2 separate regions of the Homo sapiens genome follow, and region 2 is linked to region 1. The links are chromatin loops, found by intact Hi-C in ENCODE. Cell type or tissue: PC-3. All regions are shown on one strand.

Region 1 (8,000 bases):
TCTGAGAGCTGCAGCCCGCACAGACCAGGCAGTGAGTAATTGCAGGTTTGCTTCAAGCCTTCCGGGTCGTGAGAAACCAAAGTTTCACTCCGGAAGGGCGCGCCTCGGCAGCAGGGGAGAGAAGGAAGGGGGTTGGGGGTGGGGTGGTCTCAGGTGGAGGTTGGCAGCGAGCTGGCCTGGAGCCCAGGCTCCAGAGCTTACCAAGCCCCAGCTGCTGGGCCCCGGCCCCTCTGGCCTCTGACACGCCCCTGACTAGGCGGCCTCCCGACAGGCCCTCCCTGCCCCCCGGTCTAAAGGCTGAAGCAATGAGCCATTTCCTTTCCCGTGAACTCAGCCAGGGCCCCGCTGATTGCAGACACCACCAGCAAGGATGGGTACCAGGAAATGGCGGGGGCAGAGGGAGGAGATTGCAGCAGCCTCTCCAGTCTAGCAGTTTGATCATGCTCAGTAAATAATGTTTACAAAACAAGTAAATAAACAAGTGAGGGTGGGGCGCAGTGGCTCACGCCTGTAATCCCAGCACTTTGGGAGGCTGAGACAGGTGGATCACGAAGTCAGAAGTTCAAGATCAGCCTGGCCAAGATGGTGAAACCACATCTCTACTAAAAATACAAAAATTAGCCGGGCATGGTGGTGCACACCTGTAATCCCAGCTCCTCAGGAGGCTGAGGCAGAGAATTGCTTGAACCCGGGAGGCGGAGGTTGCAGTGAGCCGAGATCGCGCCTTGCACTCCAGCCTGGGTGACAGAACGAGACTCCATCTCAAAATAAATAAATTTAAATAAACAAGTGAACAACAGCAAACAAAAAACTTTGTCTTTACCCAGCCCCTGGACTGAGCGTGCACAGATTGACCCCTGGGGAAGTGTTCATCCTGCAGAAAGGGGAGAAGAGAGGAAAATGAAGTGAAGTGGCAAATGATTCTAAGAGGGAACCTGGTGAGTGATCAGCCCTGGATATGAGGAAAGAGAAAACAGGTAGCCCAGGAGTGGCAAGGAGACCTGGGGTGCGGCTCTCAGCTCCCAGAAGGAGCTGGTTCCTTATCTGAGAACCAGAGATAGAAGCTGGGTTTAAGCAAAAGTTCACCAACCAGGACAAAGGTCCTCACACTCTCCTCCTCCCCACCGAAAAGAAAAGAAAAGAAGAAAAATCCGGCCGGGCGTGGTGGCTCACACCTGTAATCCCAGCACTTTGGGAGGCCGAGGCGGGCAGATCACGAGGTCAGGAGTTCGAGACCAGCCTGACCAACATGGTGAAACCCCGTCTCTACTTAAAAAAAAAAAAAATACAAAAATTAGCTGGGCACGGTGGTGCACGCCTGTAATCCCAGCTACTCAGGAAGCTGAGGCAGGAGAATTGCTTGAACCTGGGAGGCAGAGCTTTCAGTGAGCCAAGATTGGGCCATTGCACTCCCACCTGGGCGACAGAGCAAGACTCCATCTCAAAAAAAAAAAAAAATCCAGGAGAGGAAGAATGTCAATGGGCTTTGCTTTACTGGACAGGGTAACCCTGGACACTTTGTTTAACCACTCTGTGCCTCAGTTCCCCTCAGTTCCCTCATCTGTAAAATGGGGCTAATGAAAGTGCCTACCTGGTGGGGCACAGTGGCTCACACCTGTAATCTCAGCACTTTGGGAGGCTGAGGCAGGCAGATCACCTGAGGTCAGGAGTTCCAAGACCAGCCTGGCCAACATGGTGAATCCCCATCTCTGCTAAAAATACAAAAATTAGCTGGGCGTGGCGGTGCATGCCTGTAATCCCATCTACTTGGGAAGCTGAGGCAGGAGAATTGCTTGAACCTGGGAGGCAGAGGGTTCAATGAGCTGATATCGCGTCACTGCACTCCAGCCTGGGCAACAGAACAAGACTCCACTTCAGAAGGAAAAAAAAAAAAAAGGCCGAGCGCGGTGGCTCACACCTGTAATCCCAGAACTTTGGGAGGCCAAGGCGGGCGGATCACCTGAGGTTGGGAGTTCGAGACCCACATGGCGAAACCCCACCTCTCTACTAAAAATATAAAATTAGCCGGGCATGGTGCCCATGCCTGTAATCCCAGCTGCTCAGGAGGCTGAGGCAAGAGAATCACTTGAACCCAGAGACGGAGGTTGCGGTGAGCTGAGACCGTGCCATTGCACTCCAGCCTGGGCAACAAGAGTGAAACTCCGTCGCGGGGGGAAAAAAAGGCCTACTTTAGGGCTGGGCTGGGCACGGTGGCTCATTCCTGTAACCTCAGCACTTTGGAAGGCCGAAGGCAGGAGGATCACTTGAGCCCAGGAGTTAAAGACCATCCTGGGCAACATAGCAAGACCCCTAAAAAAAAAAAGAGTGAAGTGCCTACTTTTTATCCTGACCCAGGCTTGTGGTGAGGATTAAACAAATGCACGGAAGTGACCAAGTACAGCATACCTTCAGGGCCTGGGGCTGCCATAAGCATCAGTAAGTCTCTCTCTTGACTATGGGAGAGGTTATCTTACCCGTAAAAAACCAGAAGCCTCCAGGGCAGAAGCAAAGTCTCTGGGGCCTTTGGAGGCTCTCGGAATCTTCCGAGGGCATTTCTCAGACTCTCTGTGTAAACAGAGGGGACTTGGCTTGAAGCCTCAATTAACACAGCAGTTAATTCCCCCAACATGACTTCTCAGGGCTCCCAGGAGAAACAAACCGTTTCCAAGGCTCCCAGCCCACTCCTGCCCCTTAGGGAGCTCCTAGACTGCCGTGTCCTCTTGGTAGGCCCCTGAAAGAACTTCTACAAGCCAAGGGAAACTGAGACCCAGGCTGCCAAGGGAACTGACTCAGGGATCGTGGCCCCTAGGTAAGCCCAGCAAGGCAGCTAGAACAGTGGTTTGCAGACATGGCTGTTCCTTGGATTCACCTAGGATGCCTGGGTTCCCCGACCCCATCCCTGTCCATGCCCTGGAGATCCTGGTGTAACCTATCTGGGGAAAAGCCTTGAACGTCTCTGAGCTCAGTGCACAGGCTTCTCCCAGGCTAGCCCTGCCCCGTCCCTGACTGCACAGCCCTCAGCAATAGAGGAGAAAGCCCTGTAACTCCATCAAGTGAGAAAAGGTGTGATTCACCTCACCCCTCCTAAGTACACTCACAAAAGCCTCAATTAACACAACAGTTAATTCCCGCAACAAGATTTCCCCTCAGGCTGCCTCTGCCCCTTCCCACAAGGCGGGACCTGGGAGGTGCTCCCTGCAGCTGCACCCCGAGGAAAGGGTTAACAGGAAGTGCCTGGCGTCCTGCAGCCACAGAAGCCCCATTGTTCTTCAGCCTGTCCCCTCCCCCTCGTCCAGGAAGACCCTCTGGGGAGCCCCTTCCAAGGGGCCGTGGAGTCTCTCCAGGCTGAAGGCCAGCCCATCGGGAGAGTGTGCACAGGAAAAGGAAACCGGCTGGGTGCGGGCTGAGGAGGCACAGCTGTCACTGACGCATCTTGGGCGGGGGGCAATTTCCGAGGAGGGGCGCTCCACCTTGCCCGCCTGGTGTATGCGGGAGGGGGTCAGCCCTCCCTGCAGTCCCCATCTGGAAGCTACAAGCCTTTGATTTGGGGTTCTTAAGTAAAACTGGATCCTCTGCCTCCCTCCAGCCATGCCCCCGCTCCACCCCAAGCATCCCTGGGTCCGAAAGTTTAACATCCCACCCCTCCTCCATCTGATTTCAGATCACTCCTCCAGGTCCTAACTGTCAGCTTTTTCTGATTAACTGTGCTGGGTGGGGTGGCCTGGATTGGGGGTGGGGGGGTTGCAGGAAGGAGGAGAACTGTTGGCAATTCCCTGGGAGCCCGAGGGGGCGGGCTGGCTGAGGGTGAGCAGCTGGCAACCAGACAGGCCGAGGCCCTGGGTGGACAGGCCGAGGAGGAAATTAATTGGTGCCAGTCGGGTGGCCAGCCGGCTGGGATGACGGCACTCCCGGGGGCCCGGCCAGCCGCCGAGGTGCGGGAGAGCTGGGGGATGGGGGACAGTGAATGCTGGGATTATGTCTTAACTAAGACTCAACAGTGTACTGGGGGAGGGGCCAATTGGGCCAGGAGGCTCGAAGACAGTGCAGGGAAGGGCAGCAGGGCTAGGGCCCCTGAGGGTTTCTTCTGAGAAAGGGATTCACCAAAGGGCCAGGCGGGGAGCACGATATGGGGAGGCCTCAGCTCCTGAGCTCAGCTCACTTGGACATGTTTGGGGAGACACAAGCTCCCCTTAACACAGACCTGGGTGGGATGACCCCCTAGGCTGAGCCTCAGGAAACAGGAAAGGTCCTGGTCAGAGCGCTTCTGGACAGAGGTGGGCTTTCCTGGACAAACGTCGGGGCTCTGAACTCATCTGGACACAGGTAGAGAAGATCTGGGCTCCCCCAAACACAGGTGTGTGGATCTGAGCGCTACTAGACACGGCTGTGAGGGTTGTGGGCTCCCCTAGACACTAAAAAACCGGGGAAGGTGTAGGCTTTCCAGAACACGGCGGGTTCTGAGCTCCCCTGGACAGAGGTGTGAGGTTCGGGGCTCCCTGAATACACGTGGAGGCTTCAGCAACCCCCAACCCAAAGAGAGTAGTGTGAGCCTCAAACTCGCAAGTCTCATTACTCTTTCATTCTCTCGGCCCTTTTTCCCTGATTGGGAGCCGAACCCCCAAGGGCGGTGCAGAAGCCACGACTTCCCATTGCCTCTGACGCCCCCGGGACCTGGGCGCGACCCCCGCCTCCGCCTTCCCGCTGGGCCGCAAGCTCCGCCCCCGCCTCCCTGGGGCGGGCAGGGCGGGTCCGGAAAGGGGGCGTGGCCCGGGCAGCTGACTACGCGGGGAGTTCTTGGAAGTCGCGGGTTGCAGCGCGCGGAGACGGAGCCCGGGGAAAAGCCAAATGCGGGAGTCAATTTGCATGCACCGCCCTTGGGCGTGATAGACACAGGATGGCTCCGCCCTGCATAGTGACGACTTACCCACCTCCAACGCTCGGCCTCCCGCTCACATTTCCTTGGCAAGATCAAATCCCCACCCTGCCTGGCTAGCAACTGGGCCGCGGCGTGGCCTGCGTCGTCCCTGCCCTCGGGCGGGTGGACTTCGCCCAAGGTCCTGGAACCGGGTAAACCGGTCTGGGTGCTGCTTCTGGATTGGTCCCGACCTGTGGCCCGGCCCTTTCCCAGATCTACAGAGGCTGAACTGGGGCGCCCTTCCTTTGGGTCCTGCACGGCAGGGCAGGGCAGAGTGGGGAGGAGGCTTCGGGATAGAGGACCCGACTAGAGCTGTCCTTTACTTGCTGTCTTGCAGAGCGAAACTCTGTGGGCCTGTTTCCTCATATATACACAGTGGACGTTAAGAGGACAGATCTCAAACGAAGGTTGCAAAGGCATCATTCATTCACAAAAACCGCTTAACCATCTGCTAGACTTGGAGGCAGTAGGCTACAAGAGGAAACTAACTCAGAAACAACGGTTTAATTCTACAAAGGTAAAATTGCACTTGTGATAAGTATTAACAAAAAAAAATTTTTTTTTTTTTGAGACTGAGTCTCACTGTCACCCAGGCTGGAGTGCATTGGCGCTATCTCAGCTCACTGCAACCTCAGCCCCCCGGCCCCGGGTTCAAACGATTCTCCCATCTCACCCTTCCGAGCAGCTGGAACTACAGGTGCGCGCCACCACGCCTGGCTAATTTTTGTATTTTTAGTAGAGATGGGGTTTCACTATGTTGGCCAGGCTGGTCTCAAACTCCTGACCTCAAGTGATCCGCCCACCTCAGCCTCCAAAAATGCTGGGATTACAGGCATGAACCACCACTCCCAGCCCCGCAAAAATTTATTTTATTATTATTTTTTGAGATGAAGTCTTGCTCTGTCGCCCAGGCTAAAGTGAAGTGGCTTGACCTTGGCTCACTGCAACCTCCGCCTCCCGGGTTCAAGCGATTCTCCTGCCTCAGCCTCCCAAGAGGTGGGATACAGGCTCCTGCCACCACGCCCGGCTAATTTTTGTATTTTTAGTAGAGATGAGGTTTCACCATATTGGCCAGGCTGGTCTCGAGCTCCTGAACTTGTGATCCGCCCACCTTGGCTTCCCAAAGTGCTGGGATTACAGGTGTGAGCCACTGCGCCTGGTCTCTTTATTTTTCTTGAGACAGAGTCTTACTCTGTCGCCCAGCTGGAGTGCAGTGGTGCCATCTCGGCTCACTGAAACCTTCTCCTCCAAGGTTCCAGCGATTCTCCTGCCTCAGCCTCTGGAGTAGCTGGGACTACAGGCGCGTGTTACCATGCCTGGCTAATTTTTGTATTTTTAGTAGAGATGGGGTTTCACCTTATTGGCCAAGTTGGTCTTGAACTCCTGACCTCGTGATCCTCCTGCCTCGGTCTCCCAAAGTGTTGGCATTACAGGCGTGAGCCACCATGCCTGGCCAAATGTTTTAAATAAAGTAGCTCTTGATCCGAGTGTCAAATATAGGGGTCTTGCCTCCCATCAGAGACTGGTTAAATAAATAAATAAAAAACACCAGCCTGGGCAACATGGAAATTCCATCTCTACAAAAAAAATAAAAAATTAGCCAGGCATCGTGGTGTGTGCCTGGGGTCTCAGCTATGCTGGAAGCTGAGATGGGAGGATCCCTTAAGCACTAGACTTTGAGGCTGCAGTGAGCCTTGGATCATGCCACTACACTCCAGTCTGGGCGACAAAGCAAGACCCTGTCTCAAAAATAGATTAATTAATTAAAATAAAATAAAATAGGCCAGGTACGGTGGCTCATGCTTGTAATCTCAGCACTTTGGGAGGCTGAGGCGGGCGGATCAGGAGATCGAGACCATCCTGGACAACATGGTGAAACCCCATTTCTACTAAAAATACAAAAATTAGCTAGGTGTGATGGTGGGAGCTTGTAATCCCAGCTACTCGGGAGGCTGAGGCAGGAGAATCACTTGAACCCGGGAGGTGGAGGTTGCAGTGAGCTGAGATCGCACCACTGCACTCCAGCCTGGGTGACAGAGAGAGACTCCATCTCAAAAAATAAAAATAAAAAATAAAATAAAGCAGTCCTTAGGCCAAAAGAGGGTTAGACAGGGAACACTTCCCTGAGGATTTGCCCCTTGAGCTGAGCTGGCTTCACTAGGTGAGCAAGGAAGCTGAAAGATCTTCAGGAGGTCACGGCATATCCAAAGGCCATGTGGCTGAGAAGGCTGTGGAAGTATGAGGAACAAAAAGCAGGTCCATGTGGCCAGAGGGTGATGCATGATTCATCCAGAGATGGGATGGCCCCAGATCAAGCAGGGCCTTGCAGATCATCATAGGAGTTTGTCCCTCTTCCAGAAGCAGAATTTTCCATATTCTGGGACAGTGTGGCAAAATAATTCAAGGTTATTTATTTATTTATTTATTTTTTTGAGACAGTCTCACTCTGTTGCCCAGGCTGGAGTGCCGTGGTGTGATCTTGACTCACTGCATCCTCTGCCTCCCGGGCTCAAGCAATTCTCCTGCCTCAGCCTCCCAAGTCGCTGGGACTACAGGCACTCACCACCATGCCCGGCTAATTTTTGGATTTTTATTAGAGGTGATGTTTCACCATGTTGGCTAGGCTGGCCTCAAACTCCTGACCTCAGGTGATCCGCCCACCTCGGCCTCCCAAAGTGCTGAGATTACAGGCGTGAGCCACTTCGCCCAGCCCAATTCAATGTTATTTAAATAACGTGGACTGGATCTCTCCAAATTTCTCCCTTGTCAACTTGCATCCCCCTTCTCAGCCCAAGCATAGTTTTCTTCCCTTGGAAACAATGTGTCGTTAAGGCTGGCTAATCTCTCTTTGAAACTATTAAACCTGTTACTGTTTCAGCAGGATCTTTTGACATTGTTTTATTTTCATTGTAACCTTTTAAAAAACTGTTACTTTCTAAATAGGGAGAGTGATTAATAAGTGGGTTAACGCAAAGAAAACTATTACATGAATACAGTTAGCTGGGCATGGTGTCACAGGCCTGCGGTCCCAGCTCCTGCAGAGGCTGAGGTGGGAGGACTGCTTGAGCCTAGGCAGTGGAGGCTG
Region 2 (8,000 bases), 670 kb before region 1:
TGGGCGTGGTGGCGGGCACCTGTAATCCCAGCTACTCGGGAGGCTGAAGCAGGAGAATTGCTTGAACTCTGGAGGTGGAGGTTGCAGTGAACCGAGATCACGCCATTGCACTCCAGCCTGGGCGACAGGGCGAGACTCTGTCTCAAAAAAAAAAAAAAAGAAAAGAAAAAGAAAAAATTAGCCGGGCATGGTGGTGCATAGCTGTAGTCCCAGCTACCCCGGAGGCTAAGGTGGGAGGATCACTTGAACCTGGGAGGCTGAGGCTGCAGTGAGCTGTGATTGCACCCCTGCACTCTAGCCGTGGCGACAGAGTGAGACCCTGTCTCAAAAAAGAAAAAATATTTTTTTTTTTTGTAGAGATGGGGTATTGTCGTATTGCGCAGGCTGGTCTTGAACTCCTGGCCTCAGGTGACTCTCCTGCCTCGGCCTCCCAAAGTGCTGGGATTACAGGCGTGAGCCGCCATGCTTGGCCTGAAATTCTTAGTTTTCGAACTAGAGGACCACGTGTTCATTTTGCACCGGGTCCTGAAAATCCTGTATCTTGCCCTGGTGCTGGGCACTTACTGAGTGACATACATACTCGGTGACATCTCACTGGGCTATGCAAAAGAGGCTCTTGGCTCCATTTTACAGATGGGGAAACTGAAGCTTTGGAGAGTCTTTGGGAAACTGTGGAGCAAGGATTTGAACCTTGGGCTGTTTGGGTGGAGAGGCCTGTATCTTGGAGCTTGGATCCTGTGCTCTGGGGGGCGGGGGGTGCGTGTCTAGAAAGAGAGGGGGGTGCCTTGCTGCCGGCATCCGCCCTGGTGGGTGTGGGCTAAGCCCTGGCCACTGAGGAGACCGGGCCACGGGGGGGGAGGCCCTGGTGGTTTCCTCCTGCCCTCCAGGCTTCTAGGAAGTGGCGCCAGCTGGGGTGAGATCACTTCCTCACCCGCCTGCCTGGCCCCCCTTGGCTTCCTCTCCCCATGGCCCCATTTGGCCTGCCCAGGGCTCAATGAGGGGGGAGCTTGGCCATGCAAGTTGCTGTAGCCTCCTTGTCCCGCATGGGCCCTCTAGGTATCTCTGCCTCTCCAGTCCTGGGGCTGGAACGGAGGGCACAGCTAGGCTCCAGCTCCCCGTGTGGTGGCTCCTGCATATGAGAAAAGAGCTTCCCTGTGATCAAAGGAAGCATCTGGGGACCTGGAGGGGAGGTGTCCCCAAATCTCATTACCTCCTTTGCTCTCTCTCTCTTTCTCCCCTCCAGGTGCCAGCCTCTGGCCCCGCCCGGTGCCCCCCTCACCCCTGTGCCACGGCCGGCTGGGGTTCCTGGGGATGGGATTTGCTTCCTGTCACAAATCACATTGCCAGGGATTTCCAACCGACCCTGAGCTCTGCCACCGAGGATGCTGCCCGGGGACGGGGTGGCAGAGAGGCCCCGAAGCCTGTGCCTGGCCTGAGGAGCAGGGCTTAGCTGCTTGTGAGCAGGGTCCACACCAAGTCGTGTTCACAGTGGCTAAGTTCCGCCCCCCAGGCCCTCACCTCCTCTGGCCTTGCCGCCTGTCCCCTGCTGCCGCCTGTCTGCCTGCCATCCTGCTGCCTGGCCTCCCTGGGCTCTGCCTCCCGTGCCTACTGAGCTGAAACACAGTTGGTTTGTGTACACTGGCTCAGTTCAGCAGGAACAGGGGTCAAGCCCCCTTGGAGCCTGCAGCCCCTGCCTTCCCTGGGTGGGCTGATGCTTGGAGCAGAGATGAGGACTCAGAATCAGACCTGTGTCTGGAGGAGGGATGTGGTGGGTGGGGTTGGCTGGGCCCAAATGTGTGCTGCAGGCCCTGATCCCCAACTCTGCAACTGGGGACCCCTGCATGGCCACAGCTCAGGCTGGGCTGTGGTGCCAGCATAGATAGGTGGGTGAGTGGGTGGCCCTTCCATTAAAAGGGAAGCCAGCTGTGTCCTTTCCGGGCCTGGAGGCTTGGCCCCTCCTCTCCCAAGCCTGGCAGGGGCACTGGCCCGGCCCGCACCTTCCTAGCAGCCAGTTACCCAAGAGGAAGCTGCCTTGGGCCTCCAGACCGTTAAATGCCAACTCCTGGCTTCCGGTATCAGGCTGGGTTGACCTGACCTGGCCCCTTCTTGCTGGGCCCTGCAGCTTTCTAACTTGCCGGGAGGAGCAGTGACACCCGCCCCACATGTGGGGCATGGAACAAGTTCCTTGTGGACCCAGAAGGGACACAAGCAGGTGTGCTTAGTCCTGAGGCGCTGGGAATAGCTGATCCTCCCTGCCTTGAGGGGGTTCTCAGGGCAGGGAAGAGTTAGGACTCTGTTTTTTTTTTTTTGTTTTTTTTTTTTTGAGATGGAGTCTCGCACTGTCACCCGGGCTGGAGTGCAATGGCTCGATCTCGGCTCACTGCAACCTCCACCTCCCCAGTTCACACGATTCTCCTGCCTCAGCCTCCCAAGTAGCTGGGATTACAGGTGCACACCACCGCACCTGGCTAATTTTTGTATTTTTAGTAGAGACCGAGTTTCGCCATGTTGGCCAGGCTGGTCTCGAACTCTTGACCTCAGGTGATCTGCCCGCCTCAGCCACCCAAAGTGTTGGGATTACAGGCATGAGCCACTGCGCCCGGCCAATTTTTTTTTATGTTTTGTAGAGACGGGGTTTCGCCATGTTACCCAGACTGGTCTTGAACTCCTGACCTCAAGCAATCTGCTCGTCTTAGCCTCCCAAAGTGCTGGGATTACAGCTGTGAGCCACCGTGCCTGGCCTTTTATTGTTTGTTTTTGAGACGGAGTCTCACTCTGTTGCCCAGGCTGAAGTGCAGTGGTGTGATCTTGGCTCACTGCAACCTCTGCCTCCTGGGTTCAAGCGATTCTCCTGCCTCAGCCTCCTGAGTAGCTGGGCTTACAGGCACCCACCACCATGCCCGGCTAATCTTTGTATTTTTAGTAGAGACGGGGTTTCACCATCTTGGCCAGGCTGGTGTGATCATGGCTCATTGCAACCTTGAATTCCTGGGCACAAGTGATCCTCCTGCCTTAGCCTCCCCAGTAGAGCTGGGACTACAGGTATGCGCCACCACACCTGGCTAATTTTTTTAATTTTAATTTTTGTAGAGATGGGGGGGCAGGTCTCACTATGTTGCCCAGGCTGTTCTCGAACTCCTGGCCACAAGCCATCCTCCCACCTTAGTCTCCCAATGCGCCGGAATTACAGGTGGCTCAGGTGTGAGCCACCGTGCCTGGCTTTTCTCCACTATCTTGAAATCAGATGGGAGGAGGCTTTTTTCTGGGTGGGACTGAGGAGGCACACTGAAGTCCCCCAGGTCATCGGGGCTGGGCCATTGCCTTTTTCCCCACCCTGGGTAGTCGTGGACAGAAGCTTGGGATGGGATGGAGAGGAGAGATCGTGCTGTGTGTCATGTCTGTTGTTCAAGTAAATAAAAGTTGCCCTGACTTCATTCCTGAAGGTCTGGTCTGTGATTCACTCCTGCCTCCCATCGCTGGAGTTTCAGCTTTTGATTGGCCTGAATTTACCATCCTGGCACTCCGGGCTCCTGCCTGCCCATCCCTGCCCCACCTGCTCTGTGCAGCAGGGTATCCTGTGCTTGGAAAGGTGACCTTGGGGGTGTCCTGGATCGTGGGGTGACCATGAGGGAAACCCTAGAGTGGAAAGATTTTCACATCGCTGATCAAGGGAGGATGGAAGCTGATCTGAAGTGGTGGTGGTGGGGTGACCCTGAGGGAAACGCTGAGCCTGAGGGGTGACATGTGGCGATAACCAGGATCTGAGGGTCTTGAGCTAGTGACATTTGGGGGCAACTTGGACCTACGGGATTACTCAGGCCTCAGGGGAAGATTTGGGGTGCCTGGTATCTGAGAATGCTGGAGGGGAACTTGGGTTTGAGGGATGTGACATGAAGGAAACCCCAGTTCTTAAGGGGGGACATTTGGATGTGGCTGGGACCTGCGTGACGCCCCAGGAACATGGGAACATTCGTGGGTGACACCTGAGGGGCACAGTAAAGGGTCCCCCAGGTCCGAAGGCGGCAGGGACCACAAGGGGTGCACTCCGGGCTCTCCACCCACCTCCACCGTCCCAGACCTCGAGGCGGCGCCACGGAGCGCGCGGGGCAGTCCCGGGTCCGCCCGCACATACCTGCTGGAATACGCGCGGCGGGGCAGGAGGTGGGGCCGTCTCCGATTGGCCCACTCGAGCGGAGGGGCGGTGCGAAAAGCCAATCCCCATGCACAGCGCCGCCAAAGTCCCGCCCCCGACTGCGGGCCCCGCCCTCTAGCGACGGGCCCTGCCGCTCCGGGAAGCCTCTGTCCTCTCCTGCCCCGGCTCTGGCAGTGACCCAGACACAGCATCTCCATTCATCCAAAAGGCAGGAAGGCCCCGAGGAAACTGCTTCTCGGGGAGCCAGGGACGTTTAGACAACCACGGGCTTTCTCGCCGTCCTTTGGATCCCATCCCTCACTCTATTTGACGACTGGGAGCCTCTTCAGTGGCGCAAGATCCCAGACACGCCCTGGCCACGTCCCCTGGCGAGTGTCCACGCACAGACCACCCCCACTCCGTTTTTCTTCTCTTGGCCAGAGCCCCGCCCACCGAGGTCGAGTCTAAACCCGGGGTTCCCGCTTTTGATCGGGGTGTCTTCCCCATCCAGCTGCACCAACACCTGCCACAGCCTCCCATGCTCAGCAATTTGGAGACAAGGACCCCCAACATTGGTGTCTGGAGCCAGGGCGCCCCCCACCCCCATCTTGGCCCTTCCTAGGGGCTCAAGGACCCTGCAGTCAGGGGTGGGCAGGGGTCAGTGGCCCCAACCAGGTCCTAAATCAAACGTCCTAGCTAGGTGCCCTTCCCCCCTGCCCCCCACCCACGGAGTCTCGCTCTGTCGCCCAGGCTGGAGTGCAGTGGGGCGATCTCGGCTCACTGCAAGCTCCACCTCCAGGGTTCACGCCATTCTCCTGCCTCAGCCTCCCTAGTAGCTGGGACTACAGGCGCCCGTCACCACGCCTGGCTAATTTTTTGTTATATCTTTAGTAGAGACGGGGTTTTACCGTGTTAGTCAGGATGGTCTCAATCTCCTGACCTCGTGATCCGCCCGCCTCGGCCTCCCAAAGTGCTGGGATTACAGACGTGAGCCACCGCGCCCGGCCGCTGGGTGCCCTTTCTTTCCACTTTGCAACCTCAGTTTTCTCATCTGTAAAATGGAAAAGATAATCCTACCAACTCATAGGGCTGTGGTGACGATTAAATGACAGCGGTAACGCATTCAGCCCTGTGTTCCCTCATGGTGAGCTGTCCATCTCTGTTTTGAAATATTTACATAAGGCCGGGTGCGGTGGCTCACGCCTGTAATCCCAGCACTTTGGGAGGCTGAGGCGGGCAGACCACCTGAGGTCAGGTGTTCGAGACCAGCCTGGCCAACATGGTGAAACCCCGTCTCTACTAAAAAATACAAAAATTAGCCCGGTGTGGTGGCGCATGCCTGTAATCCCAGCTACTTGGGAGGCTGAGCCAGGAGAATCGCTTGAACCCGGGAGGTGGAGGTTGGAGTGAGCCCAGATCGCGCTACTGCACTCCAGCCTGGGCAACAGAGAAAGACCAAAAAAAAAAAAAGGGAAATATTTACATAATTACCATGGAATGAAGCCAGCAGTCGCTCCCATCCCACCCCTCGCTTGGCGCTGCACCCAGAAATAAGGCCAGACATTTTTTTTTTTTTTTTTTTTTTTTGCGGAGGAAACGAGGTTGAGGGTGTGAGTGGCTCTGGAGATGCACCCCAGTCTCAAAATAAAATTAAAAAGAAAAATTTCTGTTCAATCTTTGAAAAAAAAAAAGGAAAAGGACATGTAATACACCGTTCAATAAATAGAAAAAAAGTTACAAAATGATGTGGTATTTTGTCCTTAATATACAAGAAGGGAAAAGATGTGGGGGTGACTTGGGGGGGTGATGTTCTCCCTTCTCCTCCCTGGGTCAAGGTGGGGGAAAGGAAGGATGGCCAAAGAGAGAGGGCGGCAGGGACTTAGGTGCAGAGAGAAAGGCAGGTAAGTGCCGGGAAAAATGGAAACAGAGTAAGATGAAGGGGCGAAGCAGAAAGACAGGAGGCGAAAGGGTGAAAAAGCCAGAAAAACACCAAGATACAGGTCTCTTTCCTTTCCAGATCGGGGGTGGGGGTCTCCGGCTCTCTCGCGTCTGTGTCCCCCAACCCCAGGTTGGAAGGGGCAGTGTGAGCCTCGCTCAGTTCCTGAGTTGTACGTCCAGTGACTAGCAGGTGAGAAGAGAGGGCAGCGAGGACTTCCCCAACCCTGAGCCCACCCTGGGACCCTAGTGCCCAAGGAAATGGGGGTCCTGGCCGGATAGGATAAGGGGGTGAGGTATGAGGCTGAGGCCTGAGGCCTCTTCAATTCCTTCAGTGGGGGTGAGCCAATGGTCCTGGCTGGGCAGCCACTTTGGAGGTGGCATAATGGGGGGCCCTGAGCAGTAGGGGGTGGGGGAGGACCCTTGGCCACCCAGGGTGGGGTTGGGGGAAAATGTGCTACATTGACTTAGAGGGTCGATTTCTGGAAAGTCCTGCCTCCCAGCCTCCCTCCTGGAGCCCAAGCCAGTCTGGGTAAGGGGAGTTTGCCTATTGCTTTTGGGGTGCCCAAAGTGGGGTCATACCAGCAGCCCAAGCACACACCCCTTCCAGGCTTCTGGGTGGCAGTATGGCTTCTGCTTCTGGAGTCTTGCACACTTGCTCACAGACTCCCAGGCACACACGTGGCAGGATGCTGCTCCCCCTGCCCCCATCTCCAGCCGGGCTCCTTCCCTGACTTAATAATACTGAAATGCCACGTGGGCCTAATTGGAGAGCAAGGGTGGGGGACGCAGGGGCGAGGGGGATCCCCACTCCCACGCACCCCACTGTCCCTCAACCAAAACGCTCCCGCACCAAAAGCATGAGTTTCTTCTTGCCCTTGTAGGTCTGTTTGAGGTTCTCCAAGAACTGTGAGAACTGGAGGTGCCCGTCGGGCGCCAGCAGGAAGGTCTCCCGGGCCTTGCCCAGGAATTCGATGAAATCCCCATAGTGCCGCGGGCTGATGTGCGTGAGGCGCGAGTGGCTGGTGGTGATGTAGGCGGTGACTGCCGCGTCCAGGAGCTGGCAGAGCGGCGCCCGGTCGGCACCCAGTGGCTTGGCGGCCCGGCGTGCCCCTAAGGGGCCCAGACCGGGCGCCGAGAGAGTCCAGCGGCGCAGAATATCGGACAGCATTGGGGCACAGTGGATGCTGCGAATGATGAGGGGGACGATGGCAGAGAGCTCGTGCCGGCCCAGGGAGTGGCTGAGAGAGCAGGCCCAAAGCACGTCGTTGACGGCAGGGTGGCTGTCCTGGTTGAAGGCGATGCTGAGCTGCGCCAGGGCCAGCGTCGCCAGCTTGTAGGCCCGGAGCGGCAGCCCGCGGTGCTCCATATAGCGGGCCACAGTGAAGAGGTGGGCGTGGCCCAGGCCGCCGGCCGCCGCGTCCAGCACGATCTGGTAGGCCGCCTCGAAGGCCGAGTGGTTCTTCTCGCACAGGGTCAGGGCAGGCAAGGCGCAGTTCTGAGGGTCCTTCATCGCGCACTGCAAGGCCAGGGTGCGGGCGCAGGCCCAGAGCTCCTCCCTCCGCGATGTGTCCAGCTGCAGTCGCAGCAGAGTGGCGTGTGTGGTGCCCGTCACTGCCACGATGGTAGCCGCCTCCACTGGTGTGAATAAGGAATACCAGTTCTGCATGATATTCATCAGGGCTTGCGGGCCTGGTGGGAGGTGAGGGAGGGAAATCCGTCAGGAGCGGGGGCAGACACACGTACATGTATGCGTGGGTTAACCATGACACTGCCACCTCCACTTCCACCTCCACACCATGCTGAACAGAAACTTCCTTTCCAAATCATCAGGGCGCACCTGGACTAGGTGGGAATCACGTGTGTAGAAGGCTAAGCTTTGGAGCCTCTTTCTGCAACCCCCTCAACCCCCTGCAGCCACATTAGCCTGGCC

What was found. A loop is a pair of places that touch in the nucleus more often than their neighbours do. Peaks named below come from ENCODE experiments on the same cell type or tissue, not always from the same donor. Only the 100,000 strongest peaks of a DNase experiment are listed, where the experiment ranks them.
Region 2: a loop joins it to region 1, with 5 times the contacts of the local background. A loop is called at or near these places in 35 of 110 quality-filtered maps.

Annotation. Positions count from the first base shown.
Region 1 is chr19:13,159,914-13,167,913 of GRCh38, reverse strand. No RefSeq gene overlaps it. Among named protein-coding and RNA genes, the nearest start is that of IER2, 14 kb to the right of the region's middle. RefSeq lists enhancers at 1-612, 2,064-2,641, 4,229-4,318 and a silencer at 4,589-4,988. In PC-3, no CTCF peak of the experiment used is centred here; DNase peaks (open chromatin) are centred at 153, 3,383, 3,793, 4,943 and 2 weaker places; H3K4me3 peaks cover 3,506 bases; H3K27ac peaks cover 6,859 bases.
Region 2 is chr19:13,829,950-13,837,949 of GRCh38, reverse strand. ZSWIM4 (zinc finger SWIM-type containing 4) reads right to left here. Exons shown (of 14, transcript NM_001367834.3): 14 at 5,696-7,759. The coding sequence ends at 6,900. MIR23AHG (miR-23a/27a/24-2 cluster host gene) reads left to right here. Exons shown (of 1, transcript NR_036515.2): 1 at 1-3,434. It overlaps MIR24-2 (microRNA 24-2), which reads left to right and starts at 1,591; the gene lies at 1,591-1,663. It overlaps MIR27A (microRNA 27a), which reads left to right and starts at 1,433; the gene lies at 1,433-1,510. It also overlaps MIR23A. RefSeq lists a silencer at 4,077-4,266 and enhancers at 4,377-4,426, 4,477-4,526. In PC-3, CTCF peaks have their summits at 3,857 and 4,061; DNase peaks (open chromatin) are centred at 809, 3,439 and 4,309; H3K4me3 peaks cover 312 bases; H3K27ac peaks cover 4,529 bases.